2 separate regions of the Mus musculus genome follow, and region 1 is linked to region 2. A link is a loop called in an ENCODE intact Hi-C map of the cell type or tissue named here. Cell type or tissue: left cerebral cortex. All regions are shown on one strand.

Evidence for each region. Hi-C counts contacts between places; a loop is a spot of excess contacts. Peaks named below come from ENCODE experiments on the same cell type or tissue, not always from the same donor. Only the 100,000 strongest peaks of a DNase experiment are listed, where the experiment ranks them.
Region 1: a loop joins it to region 2, with 2.4 times the contacts of the local background. A loop is called at or near these places in 3 of 42 quality-filtered maps.

What each region holds. Positions count from the first base shown.
Region 1 is chr16:30,313,164-30,315,663 of GRCm38, forward strand. Atp13a3 (ATPase type 13A3) reads right to left here. Exons shown (of 34, transcript NM_001128096.1): 34 at 1-2,500. Among named protein-coding and RNA genes, the nearest start is that of Gp5, 3.6 kb to the left of the region's middle. In left cerebral cortex, a CTCF peak has its summit at 1,274 (motif pointing left); a DNase peak (open chromatin) is centred at 1,261.
Region 2 is chr16:29,648,501-29,651,000 of GRCm38, forward strand. Opa1 (OPA1, mitochondrial dynamin like GTPase) reads left to right here. Exons shown (of 29, transcript NM_133752.3): 28 at 437-511. The coding sequence ends at 501. Among named protein-coding and RNA genes, the nearest start is that of Opa1, 70 kb to the left of the region's middle. In left cerebral cortex, no CTCF peak of the experiment used is centred here; DNase peaks (open chromatin) are centred at 1,282 and 2,000.

The DNA of each region.
Region 1 (2,500 bases), 660 kb after region 2:
ACCCACATTAAAAAATCTTATTTATTTAAAAAGTTAAAAAGCTACATATCATTATTTAACAATTACTTTACCAGACATTTCTGTCCTTTAAGTATGTGCATAAATAAAATTTAAATCAGCAATATTATCAATCTTAATACATCAAAATAATATATGTACAGATTTTAAAATTTAGGTCTGTATATATTCAAATAATTTAATGTAAAATTCAGAACCAAAATTACTATGTAATGATGACTTACAGAAGACTCAGTCTACCTATGGCACTAAGCAGGACCCATGTCTGCATTCACAGACATTCTTCGAACAATATTCTCAACTGGAATAACCTATCTTATCTATGTTCAAATCTAACTTCGTACAAATGCTTTCTCTCACCTACATAAAACCTTGTTCCTTTGCAAACAATATGGACAGATGAGATATAAACCCTTATCAACTCTAAATGTTAAAATGAACTGTCAAAATAGCCTTTATGATCATGCTCTTAAAGATGTTAAGTACAACTGATATTGGGTTTCTAAGCTGTAGTTAGCAATTAATCATGTTTCAGTATTTAAACCAAAGAATAAGAGTTAACAATTCAGAAAATGATTGAATAACATTAACATTATTTGAAATGAACATAGAAAGTATAAAACAATAGATAATAAGTAACCATAGAAAATAGTGCTAATTCACAGCTCAAGAGGTCTAAGATGCATAGCTTCATAGAATCATTCACGGGACAATTGTTCTTATTATCTAACATGTAATAATATACATTTTGTTGGAAAAAGTCAATTATGTATTTCCTAGGAATCACTAGTGGCAACAGCAGTAATAGTGATCCTGAGACACATTTACTTTTTCTACAATTACCAAACATCATTCGGGTATTTCCAACATAAAAAATAAATAAATAGGGGGGGGGGGAGGTTTCAAAAATCTGGTTAACATTTGGTAAACTTTTAAGTATGTACTAGGGAACTAATGATCAACCAGAGTGGAAAGCATACACTTGTAGTTAGCTAATAAAGAACACAGAATAATGTTACACTGTTTCGCTAATTCAGGGTTCATTTTATAGCAATGCTAAACTGAAGGCACTGCCAAACTGCCAGGTCCTACCTAGGAAAGCATTGTGAAAGTTCCTTGAGAACTGAACAGAATCAGATAAAACACAAATGTGTAAATGCTTTCTTCATTCCTTTTGGCTAAATAAATGTATATATTTTCTTAATTTTCTCAAGCTCACTTGTTACAAAATAGGTATGTGATGATCTCTGGTGCCACCTAATGGCACAAGACAAGCTCTACAAGTTCATATTGCTTTGTAAAAGTAATTCAAATTCCATGTTCATTATTCTTTTAAGCCCCATTATTCAAAGGAGAGACATAGCAAGGTTAAGGTCAAACTCAAAACAAAAACAGCATCATTCCATTCCTTTAGGTAGGAGGAAGGGATGGAGAGAGGGAAGGAGGGAGAGTAGGAGTGGGAGGGAGAATATGAAATATTTAAAATCATATAAGTCCCAAAAGAAAAAAAACAAATAGGTTTGAAGAGGTATGAATGGGATCTACTGCCAAGAGACATAACCCCGATCCTTCTCTGCTTGTGTATTCTGAGACAGGCTTTTACTATCTATTCCAGGACTAAACAATTCTCCTGCCTCAGCCTCCTGTGCAGGACTAGGGGCCTTTACTTATCATGCCTGGCTGCTCAGAAATAAACCTTTTTTTGGGGGTGGCGGGGGGGGGGGGGGTTCAAGACAGGGTTTCTCTGTATAGCCCAGGCTGTCCTGGAATTTAGAAATCCGCCTGCCCCTGCCTCCCTCCCGAATGCTGGGATTAAAGGCGTGCACCACCACCACACCCGGCTGAAATAAACCTTTCTAGTGAGAGTTCTTTGCTTAACTAGACTGCAGTATGGGAGCCATGGAATACTATGAAGGATATCTCAGACAGCAAGCAGTGGAGCGCCTTACTGTCTAGAAAGTGACACCCAGGCAGGAGATACAGAGAATATAAAACCAGAAATGGAAATTACCTGAGTTGCTCTATCAACAACACACAAACTCACTCCTAACTCCAGGTCATAAAAGAAAACTGGTGTATGTTTAACGTAGAGTTCTTTGGGAGAAAACACTGGATCAAAACAGGCTTTCAACCTATTTTCACTGGAGGCTAATCACAATTAACTATATTTTTAATAATCACAATTTTGGGGCCTATATGTAAAAGAACTTTCTAATAAGGGGATTTATGAAAAGTAAATTTAAAGAGGCAAACGTGTCAAAAGCTAAAATCTATAAAACCCAAACACAGATCTCTCATACCCAATATAAAGTATATATCATATTTAGGTTACTGGATGAAGAAATAGCCAGATTTATAGTTAATAATCGTACAGCAAATGACATTTTACTGCTTTGTATTTTAATGAACTGCCATATTATGAGAGGGATATAAACTGAACTAGTGCCATTCTGACACAGCGTCAGAAAAGCTCAACAGTGCA
Region 2 (2,500 bases):
CATGTTGTCATTGAGACAGAAGGGTCTGGCAGTGCAGCCCAGGAGAGCATTCACCTCACAGTCAGCTCCCTAGTGCTGGTTCACAGATGGGAGCCGCCATTTCTAGTTACTCTTAATTCCTATAACTAGCCGTAGCATTTCTTTGGTAGAGCGTCAAGGAATCTGTGAATACACCTATGTGTAGGTACCCACAGCTTTATTTAGTAACTTCCGAAAGGGGTCTGTCAAGCGTTTCTCCCCTCCCCTTCCACAAGTGGCTGCTTGCTGCTCTTCTGATCCCCCTGGACATGGACCACGAGAGGTGAAAGTGATTTCCCCCCTTTTCCTCAGCAGTTAAAGTTTTATAGACGATTTGATAATAAGGAATTGTCTCTAATAATTTCTGATGCCTTTGAAAAGTAAATGTGTTTGTATTTCTCTCTTTTTATCTCCATAGAGAAAGTTAGAGAAATTCAAGAAAAGCTTGATGCTTTCATTGAAGCTCTTCACCAGGAGAAGTAGACTGTGTCAAGTGAGTGATTCTGACACTGGGCACTGCATGCAAAGCATGTTTCCGAAACTTTTCCTAGTAGTTTATGGGGCTATGACTGCATCACGTTTGCTTCTCCACTGTGCGATCCTTGTGACTCTGCACCAGCCTGCTGGGTATTGGGCCACACGGTAAACCCTTTGCTTGCCTTCTGGCTAAACTGAAATCATCCTCCAGAACTCATGTCAGACAGAACCAGGGTTGGTAAAGATGTTTTATAGTGATGATTTTCTAACATGCATATGACTTGTTTTCTGCATTGAAAAATGGATCTGGGTCTGTCTTTATCTTAACCTCATGCTCACAGTAGGTAATTGTGTTTGTTAAATATTCAGCTTACAAAGCTTCTTTATTTGGCTTGGCTAATAATTAACAATTAGTCATTGTTCTTAATCTACTTCTTTTGTTTACAAAATTTAGATAGGCCTTTTTCCTACTTATAGTCATTTTAATACCATTAGAATTTGTTACTCTTAATATAGCTAATTTTTAATTATCACTAAGGAATTTCTATCAGTAAGTCACTGGCTTTGATTAAGTTGAGATAAGAATTGTGTCTAAGCTATTATCACTTATTTAAATCTTTTATCACTGAAGAACTTTGGTGAACGGATAGTTCCCTGCCTATGTCTAGTTCCTCCCAGGATAGAAAGCCTTAGAACCAGGGACATTGTGCTTCTTCACCACAGGGGAAGCTGAGAGAATTGGCCTGCCAGGGAGGCACTGCTTGGATTATGCATTATTCAGAGCAGTGTACCAGCAGTGAGGAAGGGAGGAAGGAGTTAGGAAGCCTTGGAGGAGATGCCAAGGAGCTCACTAAACTGGCAGAGTGCTTGGGTGCAAGCGGGAGCATGAGTCCAGTCCCCAGCACTCACATGAAAGGCCTGGCTTGGGATCCCAGTGCTGGAGAGGCAGAGGCAGCGTCGTGTCGTGTCCCACCCCCCCCCTTTCCCCCCCCCCACCCCCCGGGCTCTCTGGTCTGGCCTAAGGTGCTCTTGGGGAGCACCAGAAATCATGGCATTTTGTTTACAGAAATGACATTAGATGAAGAAATCTGTGAAACCCTGTTAAAAATAAAAACTATAGGCCAGGAAGTGGTGGCACACGCCTTTAATCCCAGCACTTGGGAGGCAGAGGCAGGCGGATTTCTGAGTTCAAGGACAGCCTGGTCTAGAGAGTGAGTTCCATCCAGGACAGCCGGGGCTACACAGAGAAACTCTGTCTCGAAAAAAACAAAGATAGATAGATAGATAGATAGATAGATAGATAGATAGATAGATAGATAGATAGATAGATAGATAGATAGAGGCTATAGACTAGGGGGAATAGCACAGTGGTTAGGACCCATCAGGCAGCACACTCCTTCCTGCAATTCCAGCTCCAAGAGATACAACGGCCTCTTCTGCAGGCACTACACTCATGTGCATACACATAATTTTAAAAATAAGTCACAGAGAAAGATACAAATATATTTAAGCTAAATGAGTCTAAAAGCCAGCTGGCATCTTACATAATAGATGGAAGTCTCTAATGTAACCTAGTCAGGATAGTGTCTAGACTTGTTTCCCTGCCTGGACATACATTTGTTTGTTTGTTTGTTTGTTTGTTTGTTTGTTTGTTTTCTTCCAGAGGCAATCCCGAGGTGTGGGCTGTGGTGATATTTGTATGTAGGAAAGCCCTGAGCAAGGGAAGCCATCCTAATTTCCCTGATCTACCTGTCTGAGGTCCCTAAGGCCTTTCTCTCCCCCTTCACTTCTATGCCTCTAGAGTCTTTCACAATGTATGTAAATTGGACAGTTGGCCTATTTCCTACCTCAAGTATCCATTAGTGGAGTGAATCTAGAGCGGGCAGCCTTGCTTTAGTTTGACCATTTTGTTAAAGTTACCCAGCATCTGAAAAAATAGCTCCCACTTTGTAATGTCAGCACTTATGGAGCGCCTCTGACTGGCAGAATGACTTTTCTATACAGT